Regions from separate parts of the Homo sapiens genome. Here region 1 is linked to region 2. Evidence: read pairs that join two places in POLR2A ChIA-PET (ENCODE). Cell type or tissue: Panc1. All regions are shown on one strand. Links, peaks and the distances in the headings refer to the core of each region. The heading gives the core; the rest is flanking DNA.

Region 1 (16,396 bases), core at 9,771-12,270, 450 kb before region 2:
TGTATAGAAGGAAAGTTCCTCAACATAATAAAGGCAGTTTACAAAGACCTCACAGCTAACAACATAACCAACAAGGAAAAACTGAAAACTTTTTCCACTAAGATCCAGTACAAGGCAGGGATGCTCACATTCACCACTTCTATTCAACATAGTACTGCAAGTGCTTGCTAGCAAGAGCAATCAGACAAGAAAAAGAAAGAAAAACATCCAAGTTGAAAAGGAAGAAGTAAAATTATCTCTATTTGCAGATGACATGATTCTATAGGTAGAAAACCCCAAAGATTTGACAAAAAACTGTAACTAATAAATGAAGTCAGTAAAGTTGCAGGATACAAAATCAACATACAAAAAAATCAGTAGCATATCTATACACAATTCTTTTTCTAGCTGAAAAAGAATTCAAGAAACCAGTCACATTTACGACAGCATCACAAACTAAAATATCTGGCCAGGTGCGGTGGCTCATGCCTGTAATTCCAGTACTTTGGGAGGCCGAGGTGGGTGGATCACCCGAGGTCAGGAGTTCAAGACCAACATGGTGAAACCCTATCTCTGCTAAAAATACAAAAAAATTGCAGGGTGTGGTGGCAGGCGCCTGTAATCCCAGCTACTCAGGAGGCTGAGGCAGGAGAATTGCTTGAACCCAGGAGGCAGAGGTTGCAGTGAGTCAAGATTGTACCACTGCACACCAGCCTGGGTGACAGAGCAAGACTGTCAAAAAAAAAAAAAAAGAAAAAACAAACTTAAAATATCTGGGAACAAATTTAGTCAAGGACATGAAGGATTGATACACTGAAAACTATAAAACTGATGAAAGAAATCAAAGAAGACACAAATAAATACATATATTCATGGATGGGAAAATTTAATATTGTTCAAATGTCTGTATTACCTAAAGAAATATGCAGATTTAATACAGTGCCTATCAAAATTCCCAAGGACATTCTTCACAGAAATAGAAAAAAAAAAAAAAAAAAGCCTGGGTAGTATAACAAGACCCTGTCTCTTAAAGAAAAAAAAGTTAAAAATTAGCTGGGTGTGGTGGTGCATGCCTGCAGTCCCACATACCATGGAGCTGAGGCAGGAGGATTGTTTGAGCCTAAGAGTTCAAGGTTGCAGTGAGCTATGATCATGCTACTGCACTCCAGCCTGGGCAACAGAGCAAGGTCTTGTCTCTAAGTAAAATAATAAAGAAAAAAATCCTGAAATTAATATAGAACCACAAAATACTTAGAATAGCCAAAGCAATACTGAGAGAAAATGTTTGAGGCCTCACACTTCCTGATTTAAAATTATATTATAGAGCTATACTAATCAAAACACTATAGTACTGGCAGAAAAACGGAAACATAGACCAATGGAACAAAATTGAAAGCCCAGAAATAAGTCCAAACACATAGGATCAATTAATTCTCAACAAGGGCACCAAGAGGACAAAATGGGGATAGGATAATGTCTTCAATAAATGGTGCTGGGAAAACTAGATTGCCACTGCAAAAGAATGAAATTTGACCCTTACCTTACACCATACATAAAACTCAACTCAAAATGGATAAAAGACCTAAATGTAAGACCTGAAACCATAAAACTTCTAGGCGAAAACTCCTCCTCCTGGGCTCAGTCCTTGACATAGGCCTTGGCAATGATTTTTTGGATATCATACCAAAAAACCAGGCTACGAAAGCAAAAATAAATAAATGGGATGATACCAAACTAAAAAACCTTTGCAGAGCAAAGGAAACAATCAACAAAATGAAAAGGCAGCTTACAGACTAGAAAACAATATTTGCAAACCACATATCTGATAAGGAGTTAATATCCAAAATGTATAAAGAACTCTTACAACTCAATAACAAAAAAACAAATAACCCTATTAATAAATGGGCAAAAGATCTAAACAGACATTTCTCCAAAGAAGACATAAAAATGCCCAACAGTGGCCGGGCATGGTGGCTTATGCCTATAATCCCAGCACTTTGGGAGACCAAGGCAGGAGGATCATGTAAGCCCAGGAGTTTGAGACCAGCCTCGGCAATATGGCAAGACCCTGTCTCAACTTTAAATTTTTTTTAAAAAATGGCCAGCAGGTATATAAAAAGGTGATCAACATCACTAATCAGCAGAGAAATGCAAATTAAAACCAGGTCGAGATACCACCTCACACCCATAAAGGTGGCTCTTGTCGAAAAAACAAGTGATAAATAACAAATGTTGGCAGGGGTACGGAGAAAAGGAAACCCTAGTACACTGTTGGTGAGAATGTAGATTGGTACAGCTATTATGGAAAACAGTATGGAGGTTCCTAAAGAAATTTAAAATAGAGCTACCATGTGACCAGCAGTCCGTCTTCTGGGTGTATATCCAAAGGAGATGAATCACTGCCTCGTAATGATGTCTGCAATCCCATGTTCATTGCAACATTACTCACAATAAGCAATGTGGAAACAACCTAAATATCCACTGATGGACAAATGGATAAAGTAAATGTGGTAGATGTATACAATGGAATATTATTTGGCCTTAGAAAAGAAAGAGATCCTAGCATTTGCAACAACACAGATGGACCTGGAGGTTATTATACTAAGTGAAATAAGCCAGAAACGAAGAGAAAAACATGGTCTGATCTTACTTATATGTGAAATATATATCGTTTTTAATTATATATATAAATATATATTCACATATATCTGTGTGTGTTTATGTGTGTGTGTGTATATATGTGTGTGTGTGTATATATGTGTGTGTGTGTGTATGTGTGTGTGTGTATATATATATATATAATTTTTTTTTGAGACAAAGTCTCGCTCTGTCACCCAGGCTGGAGTGCAGTGGCACAATCTCGGTTTACTGCAACCTTTGCCTGCCAAGCTCAAGTCATCCTCCCACCTCAGCCTCCTGTCCTGAGTAGTTGAGACTAGGGCGCCACCATGCTCAGTTAACTTTTTAGTTTTTTGTAGAGATAGGGTCTCATTACATTGCCCAGGCTGGTCTCAAACTCCTGGGCTCAAGTGATCCTCCCACCTCAGCCTCTTAAAGTGCTAGGATTATAGGCATGAGCCACGATGCCTAGCCCTGGAATATATATAAATATAAGAGCACTCATATATACTGAGATAGAGAATGAAACAGTGGTTACCACAGGCAAAGGCTAGGGAGAGAGGAAATGAGGAAATACAGTTCAAAGCATATAAAATAGGAAATATATAGGATAAAAAGTTTAGAGATCTGATGTACAACATGAGGACTAATGTTAATAAAATTGCATTGTATTGGGGATTTTTGTTAAATAAGTAGATTTTAGCTGCACTTGCACTAATAAAAAGGAATTATGTGAGATGATATTGTTAATCAGTTTCACCATAGTAACGTTTTTACTGTCTATATATATCCCATAACATCATGCTATACTGTCAGATACACACAATAAAATTTATATTTTAAAAAACCAAAAACATCAAGTGAACAAAGTGCCACCACATTGAAGAAAAATGGCACCTGCAGTTAAAACCCTAACAATATACATTGTCATTTTACAAAATAAAATTAATAGCTTCACTTCTACTTCATTTTAAAATAAGATCATCTGCACTCTGAGGCAGCATTCGTCTGCCCTTGCAACGTGTAACTGTCAGAGTGGGGCACTACAGAGGACTACCTGCATTATATTCCCTCAAAAACGGTTTTCCACTCAGGAAAGTTATTTTCAATTGGGAAATATGTTCTGCCCATTCAAAAAGTCTTACAGCCACTGATCCATGGCCACAGACTGCACTGGAATAACCTCAGAAATAATAATATTAGCAGCTTCTATCTATTGTCTACTATGTGCCAAGAAATAAACAGATAGTAAACAACTGAATTCTTAACAGCAATCCTTAAAAGTAAGTGATATTATTTCTGTCATTTCTCTCAGGGGTCTACAAATTATGGCGTGGACCTAATCTGACCAGCCTCCTGATTTATAAATAAAGCTTTATTGGAACAGTATTTATGTGTTATCTGTGGTCGCTTCCATACTACAATGGCAGCATTAGGTAGTAGTCGTGACACAGACTGCATTGCCTGCAAAATCTAATTATTCTGAGAGGACAAGTTAATTTTTTCAAAGTTTCATAAAACTGAGACAAATCTCTACCTACTAAGTCTGTGTTCTTAACCACAAATGCCACAGCACCTCTCCTTTCAGAGCCAAAACTACATCTCACCAATAGAACTTGAAAAGGTGATGGGATTTGTGCAGGTCACATTTGAAATTATAAGGAGAGGGCCTTGAGCATAATATGAGACCATTCAAGACTGGTTGCCCAGAGAATATGCCAAGCTTTTGATGAACAAAATTATTGCCTATTTTTAATAAAGTATCTTTTTGTTGTTGTTGTTTTTGAGACAGGGTCTCACTCTATCGCCCAGGCTGAAGTGCTGTGGCACAAACACAGCTCACTGCAGCCTCAACCTCAAGAGATCCTCTCACCTCAGCCTCCAGAGAAGCTGGGACCACAGGCACACATCACTACACCCAAATAATTTTTGCATTTTGTGTAGAGATGAGGTCTTGCCATGTTGCCCAGGCTGGTCTCAAACTCCTGGGCTCAAGTGATCCTCCCACCTCAGCCTGCCAAATTGTTGGGATTACAGGCATGAGCTACAGCACCTAGCCTAAAGTGTCTTAAGGCATTTAAATAATGAGCAAGGGGTAAATTCTTCGAGCCCCTCATACACTCTTATGGAAAGCTACCAGGATGAGTAAAGGGGGTGAGTAAATACAGCTTACTGGTTCTTTCCCAAACTCAGTGCTCTCTTCCTACCACTTTCCTCTACTTGACCACTTGGAAATCTGCCTCTGTCAAGAAACCCTTACCTCCTTCTATTTCACCTGGCAATTCAAGAGGAGGTGGGATTGGCTCTCACCTTGCTCTCCAGTGCTAATTGGAGACCCTCAACCCAACTCTCTCCTCACAGTCCAACTGTAGCACCTTTCCTGCATTGCAGTGGTCTCCGCTCTCCACCATGGCTCAATTCCCTTTTCATAGATGACAACTGCTTCCCCGCTCCAGTCTTTGCAATTCAACATCAGCATTCCCTCCCCAACTCACTGTTCTCTGAATATTTTGACGCTGGAGACCTCCCCCCATCCACACATACCACACTCCAGCCTGGCCAACCTGGAATGCTTATCCTTCCACGGCCTTCACATCTGAGCTTTCTGGTGTGGAGCCATTGCTTCTGGAGGGAAGCCTCCTTACCTTCTTGAGGAGTTGCCTCATTTCCAAAACTCACTTCTTCTAAGCTTCCATGAATCTGTACATGTGACCGGTTTGCTCTCTGCCCTAACCTGCGTCCCTTACTGCCTGTTCATCCAGCAGCCCCTCCCTGACTGTACTTGACTACCTGCCCTCTCTGAATTCCAGGATTAGTGAAACGCTCAACGCGTGAAACGCTCTTGCCCTGTAACCTGCAGGATGTCCACCCGACGGGCGATTTATGTCCTCTTCCCTATGGTCAGACGGCAGAGCATCACTGGGGCACACCAGATGTGCTGCCTTGGCCCCCGACCGACCTAGCCTGGCTTCCTTTGGCTTCCACGCATTGCCTTAACAGGCCTTGTATTATCTATTTCCTGGGCTTCTCACAGTGGATCTTCAAGTCTTATCTCCCACTTCGCAGAGATTAATCTTTTCAGTGTGAACGTCACAGCTTCTCTTCTCTCCTGCATGAAACCTCCCTGTCCTGGGCCCACCTTGTCTTTCTTCTACCTTCAGAGGGAGGAGTTGACTTATTTACAGTGCTCACCTATCCATTGTTAGGGATTCTGGTCTTTCTCATCTCCTTGTTCTCTATATCTTCCATCTCTCCTCTTCACAGATTCTCTTTCCTTCTCTTTTTTGAATACTTATGTAAATAGAGACAGGGTCTTGCTATGTTGCCCAGGCTGGTCTCAAACTCTGGTTTCAACTGATCCTCCTGCCTTGGCCTCCCACACTGGGATTACAGGAATGAGCTACCGCACCTGGCACCCTTTTCTTTTCTTAAGAACATAGGAATCCGACAGGCTGTAATCCCAGCACATTGGGAGGCCGAGGTGGGTGGATCCCTTCAGCCCAGGAGTTTGAGATGAGCCTGAAAAATATAGTGAAAAGTGAGACCTTGTTTCTACAAAAAAAAGAATATAGGTCTCTCCTTGAAAGAAGCTTCATTCTAATGACCTTCTCAGTGCCCTGTTATTTCTCTCCTTCTGAGCCACCAAACAGCTATAACAATTACTCTCCCCTCGCTGCTTCCCCTTGTTCTCTACTATTCCCGCAATTCCTTAGCCTCTCTTGGTCATCTTCTAAAGCTACTCTCTTAGCTACTACTGAGAGTTTCTAATCTAGTATCCCTTTCTCAGCTCCCGTTGTTAATTCATTTAAAAATACTGTTTTAGGCAGGGTGCAGTGGCTCATGCCTGTAATCCCAGCACTTTGGGAAGCTGAGGTGAGTGGATCATCTGAGGTCAAGAATTCGAGACCAGCCTGACCAATCTGGTGAAACCCTGTCTCTACTAAAAATACAAAAATTAGCCGGGCCTGGTGGCGTGCACCTGTAGTCCCAGCTGCTCCTGACTTCAAGTGATCCGCCCGCCTCGGCCTCCCAAAGTGCTGGGATTACAGGCATCAGCCACTGCACCTGGCTTAGCTCTACTCTTTTTTTATATTGAACTCCTTGATCTTTTCAGCTTTCAGATGTATACATGTGTATGTGTATTAGTTATACGTTGTGCCCACATATATGTATATGTCTATACTTGTGTTTGGATATTGTCTACACGGTACCAAGTTAACATAACAATAAACGAGTAATCAAAAATCAAATAAATAAGCTCAAATATTTTTCAAGTTCACTTGACTTGAGTGAATCTTTTGGTAAATATGAGTAGTTTAATATTGTTGGTTTAATAAAAACAAATATCTTCTGACTTATCAGCAAAATATGCATGTATTTAATGTTCAGGTGATTGCTTTATGATACTTAGATAACATATGATAATATTAATAGCAAAATGGTTAATAGGAAATTTAAGTTGAGAAGATGGCTAGAGGCTGAAACAGGAGAATTGCTTGAACCGGGAGGCGGAGGTTGCAGTGAGCTGAGACTGCGCCATTGCACTCCAGCCTGGGCGACAGAGCGAGATGCTGTCTCGAAAATAAATAAAAACTAATAAATAAATAAATAAAAATACTGTTTATGTATTAGTTACTCTGTGCCAGGCACTGAGCTAAGCCCTGGAGACACTTGCATAACTAGAACACGGCCCTGCCCACAAGCAAGTTCAGTCAGTAAATGTTCCCCATTTTTCCTAACATCCAAGGTTCTTCGCTAGCCAGCTTTACTTCCTACCTCTCTACTCTTTTTCTTCCACCTTTGAAGGATTCTTCTCCTGTTTCCACCTCTGAAAGTCCTGCAGCTGTTCCTTTACTGACCAGCAGAGTAGGTCCTAAAGGGCTGCTGGTGAATCCAAGGCCATCCAAGGAATGCTGCCCTGGAGAGAGCTCAGTGACTCTTCCTCCTTTCACGCACCCTTGGGAAATGGGGCACACTTCCAGAGGACTTTCTCCAGGTGGTGTTTCAGTGTCTGCCTTGTGCCTGGAGGCACTGCGCTCCACGCTTGGGAATGCCATGGAAGCAGACAGACCTAGTCCTGTTCTCATGGGGCTTCCTTGGTTGGGGGTAGTAGGGGAGGGGCTAAAAGGAGTAGGAAGGTGACACCTCTTCCTTGGAGATTCTGATATGCTCCTCTGAGTAGAGTTTATTCTCAGCACCATCCTGTTCTTTTTTTTTTTTTTTTTTTTTTTTTTTTTTGAGATGGAGTCTCATTCTGTCACCCAGGCTAGAGTACAGTGGTGCGATCTTGGCTCACTGAAACCTCTGCCACCCGGGTTCAAGCAATTCTCCCGCCTCAGCCTCCCCAGTAGCTGGGACTACAGGCGTCCGCCACTGCGCCTGGCTAATTTTTGTAGTTTTAGTAAAGATGGGGTTTCATCATCTTGGCCAGGCTGGTCTTGAACTCCTTACCTCATGATCCACCCGCCTCAGCCTCCCAAAGTGCTGGGATTACAGGCGTGAGAGCCACCATACCCGGCCTTTTTTTTTGAGACAGTCTTACTCTGTGGCCCAGGCTGAAATGTGGTGGTTCGATTTCAGCTCTCTGCAACCTCCGCCTCCCGGGTTCAAGCAATTCTCCTCCCTCAGCCTCCTGGGTAGCTGGGATTACAGGCATGTGCCACCACTCCCAGCTAATTTTTGTATTTTTAGTAGAGACAGGGTTTCACCATGTTGGCCAGGCTGGTCTCGAACTCCTGACCTCAGGTGATCCTCCCACCTCGGCCTCCCAAAGTACTAGGATTATAGGTATGAGCCACCATGCCTGGCCACCATCCTGTTCTTTTGATTAATATTTATGAGACTCATGACTTGACAATCAATCCGACCTCCCACTTTGCAGAGATTAAGCTTATCAGCGTGAACTTCTCTTGGCTTATCTGTCAAGGTTTTGTATAAACAACCTTCCCCTACCTGTGCAGCCTGGCATCATCCCTATTCTTGGTTACTTCAGGCTATTCTTTGAACCTGAGCTCCTCCTGTGCTTTCCGGGTCTGTGTTTTCACCCATGTTGTTCTCCCCTTGCCCCGTCATCATGCCAGCCCCCTAACCAAGTCATGCCCAGCCTCCAGGGCCACTTCACACTTCAGCCATCTCTCCTTCTGATTCCTCTAGCACAAAGTGTGCTGCTGGGATCTTGGGAGTCCTCAAAACCCCTTCAGTCATCTGTGAGGTCAGAACTATTTTCATAATAATACTAGGACATTATTTACCTTTTTCATTCATTCACTCATTCTTTTTTTTTTTTTTTTTTTTTTTTTTTTTAGACAGGATCTCACTCTGTCACCCAGGCTGGAGTGCAATGGCGCAATCTTGGTGCACTACAACTTCTACCACCCAGGCTCAAGCAATCCTCCCACCTCACCCTCCCAACTAGCTGGGACCACAGGTACGTGCCACCATGCCTGGCTAATTTTTATATTTTAGTAGAGATGGGGTTTCACCATGTTGCCCAGGCTGGTCTCAAGCTCCTGGGCTCAAGCAATCCTCCCGCCTCAGCCTCCCAAAGTGCTGGGATTATAGGGAAGAGCCACCAGGCCTGGCCGCTTTTGTATTCATTCTTTCACAAGTAAGCAGTGGAATTTTCCAGAGGCTATGTGAACTGTGATGTTACTCTGATGACTAGTGGAACATATGCTTGTCTATTTTTGTGTTTTCTAGACTTTTCTAAGGTAATAGGTTTAGGGTATGAATATGTTGAATTTTCAGAGGCTAACCTAGTTTGTTTTCAGTACTTCTACCGTGCTCTTGCTAGTTATCTTTGTTATACCTGCTATCTTTTTTTTTTTTGAGACTGAGTCTCGCTGTGTTGCCCAGGCTGGTTTCCAATGATTCTCCTGCCTCAGGCTCCCAAGTAGCTGGAATTACAGGCACGCGCCACCACGCCCAGCTAATTTTTGTATTTTTAGTAGAGACGGGGTTTCACCATGTTGGCCAAGCTGGTCTTGAACTTCTGACCTCGTGATCTGCCCGCCTCAGCCTCCCAAAGTGCTGGGATTACAGGCGTGAGCCACCGCGCCCAGCCTATACCTGCTATCTTTTATGCAACCTTATTCTCATCCAGTAAATTGGTATCCTGAGGTTTACCTGTGTGGAAATACAAGAGGTAGATATACTTTGTTGTCTTACTTTGCAATAATATTTAAAAATACTTTTGTTTTATTTTGTTTTTTAGAGGGAGTCCCACTCTGTCACCCAGGCTGGAGTGCAGTGGTGTGATCTCAACTCACTGCAACCTCCACTTCCCAGGTTCAAGCAATTCTCCTGTCTCAGCCTCCCAAGTAGCTGGGACTACAGGTGCGTGCCACCACACCCAGCTACTTTTTGTATTTTTAGTAGAGATGGGGTTTCACCATATTGGTCAGGCTGGTCTCGAACTCCTGACCTCAGGTGACCCACCCGCCTTGGCCTCCCAAAGTGCTGGGATTACAGGCAGTGAACCACCTTGCCCAGCCAAAAGTACTTTTAAAAATAGCTTTTAAACCCTAAAATGTGAATTCTAGGATTTAATATTTTATTGAAAACTTAAACATTTATATTTTTATTCTATTTAAAGATGGATCATTTGCTTTAAAGGGGGATATGGGAAATCTTGCTTTCTTAGCCCACAGCTGCACTGAGACTAAAGATGCTAAAAAAAGATGAAACTGACATATTAAGGAGTTTTCAAACTCACATAAGGGAAAAACTAGTAAAAAGAAGTATAAATATGACTCAGAAGGTATTTTTCCTTGGCTTTATAGTGTTAAAAATTTACCTTTTTTGGTACCCCTCAAGTTACGGCATCACTTTGAGAGGAATCATTCAGAGTTTAAAGAAAAAAGGAGTTGAATATTTTAAATGTAGATATGATGTTTCTTAAAAGCCCAGAATGTATCATTACAGCTTTTTAAACCAAAATGAAAAAGCCGTTGAAGTGGGTAAGTTACCGTACTGCCCTGAGAAAGGCGGACAAGCCCATTCAGCTGGCATTGCCAAGTGCTTGCTGGATGGAAACTCAGCAAAAGAAAATCACAACGGTGCCACTTTTTTTTTTTTTTTTTTTGAGGTGGAGTCTCCCTCTATCCTCCAGGTTGGAGTGCAGTGGCGTGATCTCTGCTCACTGCAACCTTTGCCTCCTGGGTTCAAGCAATTCTCCTGCCTCAGCCTCCCAAGTAGCTGGGATTACAGATGCCCGCCACCACGCCCACCAAATTTTTGTATTTTTGGTAGAGACACGGTTTTGCCAAACAGTGCCACTTTCTAATGACACAGTAACTTGTCATATTAAAGCTCTAGCAGCAAACATGAAGGATGAGTTAATCTCTTCTCTGCATATTGTGCTGATGTCTTATAAATGGCCAAGTCAGTAGATTAGGTTGCGCTTGATGTTTTGCTTGTGTTCATCCGGTATCAACACTGACTAATCAAAGTCCTTTATTTTTTTTTTGAAACAGGCCGAACAATACCACTATTCTTACTCTTTTTTTTTTTTTTTTTTTTTTTTTTTTGAGACAGAGTCTCACTCTGTCGCCCAGGCTGGAGTGCAGTGGCCTGATCTCGGCTCACTGCAAGCTCCGCCTCTTGGGTTCATGCCATTCTCCTGCCTCAGCCTCCCGAGTAGCTGGGACTACAGGTGCCTGCCACCACACCCGGCTAATTTTTTGTATTTTTAGTGGAGAGGGGGTTTCACCGTGTTAGCCAGGATGGTCTCGATCTCCTGACCTCGTGATCCACCGGCCTCAGCCTCCCAAAGTGCTGGGATTACAGGCGTGAGCCACCGTGCCCGGCCACTCATTTTTTTAAGAAGTGGTTACTTTTTCTCCCTCCATCACCCAGGCTGAAGTGCTGTGGCACCATCTCAGCTCACTGCAACCTCCGCCTCCCGGGTTCAAGTGATTCTCATGCCTCAGCCTCCCAAGTAGCTGGGATCATAGGCACCTGCCACTACGCCCTGCTAATTTTTGTGTTTTTAGTGTAGACAGAGTTTCACCATGTTGTCCAGGCTGGTCTCAAACTTCTGGCCTCAAGTGATCGGCCTGCCTCGGCTTCCCAGGGTGTTGGGATTACAGGCGTGAGCCACCGCACTATCTTTAATACTGTGTGACAAAGGTGGGAGGAAGCAAGACCGCATCTGCTGCACATCAGAGTGTCACGGTTGTCATGAGGAAAAGCAGTTGTGTGATGAATCGCGAGCTCAACTACCCCTTTTTTCATGAAACACCATGTTTATACTTGGCAGACACATTATTGGAAATGAGGCTATCCCTTCAAGGAAAACAAGTGCAGATTTCCTTGCCAATGATAATATTCAAACTTTCAAAAGAAAAATAATATTTTGGATAATTTACACCAACTTCCATGAGCTTGTCCACTTTCCAATGCTTAAAGTATTTTTAAGTACTTTAAAATACTTTGAAAGTTTTATTACCACCCATCTCATCAGACTGCCTAGTAGTATTAACACATGTGATTCTAAAAATTGAGATGTAATTCACATATCATAAAATTTACCCTTTAAGAGTATATATGGCCAGGCGCGGTGGCTCACGCCTGTAATCCCAGCACTTTGGGAGGCCGAGGCAGGTGGATCACGAGGTCAGTAGATCGAGACCATCCTGGGTAACACGGTGAAGCCCCATCTCTACTAAAAATACAAAAAATTAGCCAGGCGTGATGGCCGGCGCCTGTAGTCCCAGCTACTTGGGAGGCTAAGGCAGGAGAATGGCATGAACCCGGGAGGCGGAGCTTGCAGTGAGCCAAGATCGGGCCACTGCACTACAGCCTGGGCAACAGAGCGAGACTCCGTCTCAAAAAAAAAAAAAAAGAGTATATATGTCAGTGTTTTTTGTATTATATTCAGAGTTGTGCAATCGTCACTGTCATCTAGTTCCAGAACATTTTCAGCACCTCAAAAAGAGACCCCGTACTTATGAGCTGTCACTTTCTATTCCCATCTGTCCCCAGCTCTGGCAATCACTAATATAGTTTCTATTTCTGTGGATTTGCCTACTCCAGACATTCCATATAAATGGAATAACTGATTTTTTACACAAATAATAATTGTGATTTTCAAAATATTGTATAAAATATGAAAAAATTTTAGAAGAGCTACAAAACTCAGTGGAGCAATATTTTCCAAGTGATCAAAACATCATTTTACAAAATCAGAAATGGGCAAAAGATTCAAAGTGTAAACTAGATCAATGGATTTTAATGTAATATTGTATGGGAAGTTTATTCATATGGTTTCAGATTCTACACTACAATGAACCTTTAAGAAATACCACTTCTTGAGTCTGATGTGGTATCAAAAATACATTTAGCAAATATGAGAATCAACCTATTTTCTATTAAGCCAAACATTAATGAAATTTGCAAAAATGTAAAACAATACTACTATTTTTTTTTTTGAGACGGAGTCTTGCTCTGTCACCAGGCTGGAGTGCAGTGGCGTGATCTCGGCTCACTGCAACTTCTGCCTCCCAGGTTCAAGTGATTCACCTGCCTCAGCCTCCCGAGTAGCTGGGATTACAGGCGCCCGCCACCACGCCTGGCTAATTTTTTGTATTTTTAGTAGAAACGGGGTTTCACCATGTTGGCCAGAATGGCCTCGATCTCTTGACCTCATGATCTGCCTGCTTCAGCCTCCCAAAGTGCTGGATTACAGGCATGAGCCACCGCGCCTGGCCAAACAATACTACTGTTCTTACTCATTTTTTTAAAAAAGCAGTTACTTTTCATAAAAATGTTACTTATATTAACATAGTAGTTTCAATATTATTATTTTAAAATGAAGAAATATGTAAATGTTTTTTAATTTCTCAGTTTTGATTTTTCTGTTTTTTTAAGACAGAGTCTCACTGTGTCACCCAGGCTGGAGTGCAGTGGCATGATCACAGCTCACTGCAGCCTCAATCTCTCAGCTAAAGTGATCCTCCTACCTCAGCCTCCCGAGTAACTAGGACTATAGGTGTGCCCCACCATGCCTGGCTAATTTTTGTACTTTTTTGTAGAGACATGGTCTCACTCTGTTGCCCTGCCTGGTCTCAAATTCCTGGGCTCAAGTGATCCTCCTGCTTCAGCCTCCCAGAGGGCAGGAATTACAGGTGTCATCCACTGAGCCCGGCCCTCAGTTTCAATTTCTAATATGGTGAATATTGGTAGATATAGCCAGCAAAAGCCAAATATCTTTGGTTCCTCGTTGGTTTTTCAGAGTATAGAGGAAGGAATAGTAACTGTCAATCACATCCCAACAATTTATGAATACACATTTTACAGTTTTTAAAAACATAAGCTTTTTTTCTTTTCTTTTCTTTTCTTTTCTTTTTTAAAGCCTGTGGGAAACATGGGCTTTCTAATGGAACTATTTTTCTTTCTCTTCTTCTTCTTTTTTTTTTTTTTTGAGATGGAGTTTTGCTCTTGTTGCCCAGGCTGGAGTGCAATGGCATGATCTCGATTCACTGCAACGTCCTCCCAGGTTCAAGAGATTCTCCTGCCTCAGCCTCCCGAGTAGCTGGGATTACAGGCATGCGCCACCATGCCTGGCTAATTTTGTATTTTTAGAAGAAACGGAGTTTCTCCATGTTGGTTAGGCTGGTCTCGAACTCCTTACCTCAGGCCTGCCTCAGCCTTTCAAAGTGCTGGGATTATAGGCATGAGCCACCACGCCTAGCCATGGAACCATTTTTCAATGTGGAATAGGACATATTTACTAACATCCAGATATATTTCGTTTCTCTGAAATAAGAAGCCAAAAGTATGTAAGATTAAACTAATATTTAGTACTGAATGTCATAGCATTATATCTTATTCGGAAATGACCTACATATTTAATGAATATTTATCATGTAATTTGCCTTAGCAAAACTCTAAGGATATAGAAACCTTTTATTTTGTTTTATTTTTTGAGAAGGAGTCTCACTCTGTCACCCAGGCTGGAGGGCAGTGGTATGATCTCAGCTCACCGCAACCTCTGCTTCCTGAGTTCAAGCAACTCTCCTGCCTCAGCCTCCCAAGTAAACTGGGATTATAGGCATGTACCACTACACCCAGCCAATTTTTGTATTTTTACTAGAGACGGGGTTTTGCCATGTTGGCCAGGCTGGTCTCGAACTCCTGACCTTAAGTGATCTGCCTGCCTTGGCATCCCAATGTGCTGGGATTACAGCGTGAGCCACTGGGCCCAGCCTAGAAACCTCTTAAAGTAAATATATTATAAAACATAATTATTATGTCAATTTATAAACTTTTTTCCTATTTACATTTATTTTAATTATTCTTTTTTTTTTTTTGAGACGGAGTCACACTCTGTCGCCCAGGCTGGAGTCAGTGGTGCGATCTCGGCTCACTGCAACCTCTACCTCCTGGGTTCAAGCTATTCTCCTGCCTCAGCCTCCCGAGTAGCTGGGACTACAGGTGCACACCACCATGCCTGGCTAATTTTTGTAATTTTAGTAGAGATGGGGTTTCGCCATATTGGCCAGGCTGGTCTCGAACTCCTGACCTCAGGTGATCTGCCCACCTCGGCCTCCCAAAGTGCTGGGATTACAGGCATGAGCCACCGTGCCCAGCCTTATTCTTTCTTAACAACTATGTTTGGAAAAATTTCATGAGCCGTTAGACAAATCTAGCCATCATCTCAACTTAAATTTTGTATTAACCATTTTGCTATTAATATTATCATATGTTATCTAAGTATCATAAAAGCAATCACCTTAACATTAAATACATGCATATTTTGCTGATAAGTCAAAAGACATTTGTTTTTATTAAACCAACTATATTAAACTACTCATATTTACCAAAAGATTTACTCAAGTCACAAGAACTTGAAAAATATTTGGGCTTATTTATTTAATTTTTGATTACTCATTTATTGTTACGGCAATTTGGTACCATGTAGACAATATCCAAACACAAGTATAGACATATGTGTATATGTAGACACAACATATAACTAAAACACATAAACATGTATGCATCTGAAAGTTGAAAAGATCAAGGAATTCAATATAAAAGAAAGTAGAGCTAGGTCGGGCATAGTGGCTCATGCCTGTAATCCCAGCATTTTGGGAGGCCGAGGCAGGAGGGTCACTTGAGGTCAGGAGTTTGAGACCATCCTGGCCAACATGGTGAAACCCCATGTCTACTAAAAATATAAAAATTAGCCTGGCGTGGTGGCATGTGCCTGTAGTCCCAGTTCCCCAGGAGGCTGAGGCAGGAGAATTGATTGAACCCAGGAGGCAGAGGTTGCACTGAGCCAAGATCATGCCACTGCACTCCAGCCTGGGTGACAGAGTGAGACTGTCTCAAAAAAAACAACAAAAAAAGAGTAGCACTTTAGACTGAGAGGAGCCTGTCCACCCACGATTCTTGGGGCTCCGTGAGGAAAAACAGAGGTACCCTACCCAAAAAGGAGGAGTCTGTGATGTCCTTTCTGTGTTCCTGAAGGGTCCTTGGGCTGCTAGAAGTTTTCTTGGTGTCAAAAGTGGCAAGAGGAAGAAGAGACAGTAGTAAATGGAAGAACAAGTCCTAGAGTAGCCACTTTCAGAAGCTCTTGTTTTCCAAATGGCCAGTAAGGTTTTACATTATCCTTGGCAAAAATCATGTCAATGAGAGGAGAAACAGAGGGAGCACATATAGTTAGCAGGAGTTTCGCAAGAAATTCAGTTGACTGAGAAGCTGTTACAGAGAGAACAGAGGACTCAAATAAATGTATGTATACATATATAGCCTAAATATTGGTTTTAATTAAATGTACTTTCGACTATACAGCTCT
Region 2 (2,500 bases), core at 1-2,500:
TTGACCAATGAAGGACAGGATTCATGGCTTACTCTCTGACTTTTTGTCAGGCCTCTCCTCAAATGCTGACTTATGAGAAGTTCTTCCTGGCTCTTCTACATAAAATAACACATCCTCCTCCCACACACACTTCTAGCCCCATTCACCACTCCCTGAAGTTCTTATTCTGGTTTACTTTTCCACAAAACACTCTGCCATCTTCTGTGTTTATTTCTTCATTGCTGTCTCCCCACTAGACCATAAGCTCTACGCCAGCAAGGACTTTGTTTTATTCACAACTGTATCCTCAGCATCTAGGATAGTGGGTTGATTCACAGTAAGTGCCCGATTAATAGTTATTGGATGAGTAATTTGCATGAATAAATTAATTCTACCAGCTTGTGAAAATCTAATCCAAATATATGATTGTACAAAATATGTACTTAAAGCAAGCAAAGAAAAAACATTAAAAATAAAAGGATGGGTAAAGAAATGTCAAGACCTATAAATTAGAAGATCAGGGATTTTTCATTGCTTGCTCTTTGTCATAAGTAATCACATGGTAATCAATATTGTCAGCTAATTCAGGTTCCCTGTGGATCTCATTTATGGGGGCCAGTCTGCTTCTTGACTACATGTTCTCAGTAGGCAGCTGGGCTTCTCCCTAGGAGGACTGTACAGATTGATCAAGGGTGGATGTCCTGCTGGCTTCACAGATGAGGTAGGGGGTAGACGGCAGGTGTGTAGAGCAATGCTGGAAGGGGAGGCAAATCTCCTGCCAGGAGCCTGAGGTCTGAGGCCTGAAAAGATCTGTTTCCAAAAAGCTGGTTCCTCCAGTCAAAGAGATCGAGCTGGTGTGGCTTGTCTGAGAATGGCCTTCAGTGATCACCTGCTCATGGCCTTTCTGACTGGAAGTTGTGGCTGCCCTTTGCCTCTTAACACCTGGCACGTATTGGCATGACCGTGATCAGGTGAGTGAGCTGGGAGAAGGTGGTCTCCTTTGGGCCATGTGGATGGATGCATTCTCTTCTCTTGTCTTCTGGAACACCCCAATCTCCTACTGGCTAATATAGCTCCTTCCTGGTCATTTGCTGGTGATGTTGGTGGTAGTGTGGATAGTGGTAGTATTGGTGGTGGTGGTGGTGGTGGTGGTGGTGGTGGTGTTGGTCCCTTCGTGGCTTCCTGATGTCTACGTATTGGAGTGCCCCACGGATTGGACCTGAGTGCTTTCCTTGTCTCTATACTCTCTCCCTAGGAATTGCATCCAGTCCTGTTCTTTAAATTTTATCAATATGTGAATGACTACCAATTATATTTCTTTTCTTCTCTCTCTCCTCAACTGCGAAGTCATAAATTCAACTTCTTACTCCAAACTTCTACCTGAAGTCTAACAGGTGTCTTAAATCTGATGTGTCAAGCACATTTCTTGATTCTCATTCCCAAACTTGTCATCCTCATCAGTAATCCTCATCTCAGTAAATGGCACTACATTTACTAAGTTTGAGCCAAAAATGTAGAAGGTGTGCTTGATTTCCCTCTATGCTAACCCCTCGCACTCTCTCTATCATCAAGTTCCAAGACTATATATCAGATTTGTCCATTCTTTATCTCCCCTGCCACTGCCCCGGCCCAAGCCCTATTATCTTGCATGTGGAATACCGCAGAGTCCTCCTAAATGGTCTCTCTGCTTTCATTCTTGCCCACTAGAACCTATTCTCCATTCAGCAGTTGGCCACCCAACTGCTATATCCTTTCAGTGGTTTTCAGTCGAACCTAGAAAAGTTTCCAGTTGAACCTAGAAAAAAAAGTCTAAACTTCTTACTGTGCCTATGAAGCATTACAAAGGCTGCCCCTGATCAGCTCTTAAACCTCATCCTTTATGATTCCCCCTCACTTGCTACTCTGGCCTTCCTTGAATAAACCAAGTAGTGTTCAGCCTCAGAACCCTTGCACTTCGTGTTGACTCTACATAAGATGCTTTTACCTGGTAAGAATGGTTTCCTCTTATTCATGTTTCAGCTCAGGTGTCTCCTCCATGGAGAGGCCTTGCCTGATCTCCATATTTTTTTAATTATTATACTTTAAGTTTTAGGGTACATGTGCACATTGTGCAGGTTAGTTACATATGTATACATGTGCCATGCTGGTGCGTTTCTTAAAAACTCCCCCAGCCTCTTTGATATCACCTTTTGACCTGTCTTTTCACTTGATTGTAAGTTTTTGATGTACGGAATATTTTATCCTTGTGTAATTGGTCTGTTTTATCATTTATAATTATTTTTTTAATCTTGTTTAAGAAATCTTGGCCTAATCTCAGGTTACCAAGATATTTTAATACTTTTCTTACTTTATTGAACATCTTGACCAATAAAGTCAGATCCAGTGAATAAATACTCTCGCTTCCATTCCTAAGATGGGCAGCCTGAGGATCATTCATTATGGTTCTTCAGAGAGTCCCCAGCAAGAGTGAGGCTCAGTTGACCACACTGGTGACCAGCCCAATTGGCTTCCCTTCTCATCC

What was found. Peaks named below come from ENCODE experiments on the same cell type or tissue, not always from the same donor. Only the 100,000 strongest peaks of a DNase experiment are listed, where the experiment ranks them.
Region 1: POLR2A ChIA-PET joins it to region 2 with 14 read pairs; 2 of 35 experiments call an interaction of 5 or more read pairs at or near these places.

Annotation. Positions count from the first base shown.
Region 1 is chr2:230,015,978-230,032,373 of GRCh38, forward strand. LOC107985996 (a long non-coding RNA gene) reads left to right here and starts at 8,904. Exons shown (of 2, transcript XR_001739919.3): 1 at 8,904-9,025. In Panc1, for the core only: no CTCF peak of the experiment used is centred there; no DNase peak of the experiment used is centred there.
Region 2 is chr2:230,479,918-230,482,417 of GRCh38, forward strand. All of the region lies in intron 17 of SP100 (SP100 nuclear antigen), which reads left to right. The region is part of intron 3 of LOC101928816 (a long non-coding RNA gene); the gene reads right to left. Among named protein-coding and RNA genes, the nearest start is that of SP100, 65 kb to the left of the region's middle. In Panc1, for the core only: no CTCF peak of the experiment used is centred there; no DNase peak of the experiment used is centred there.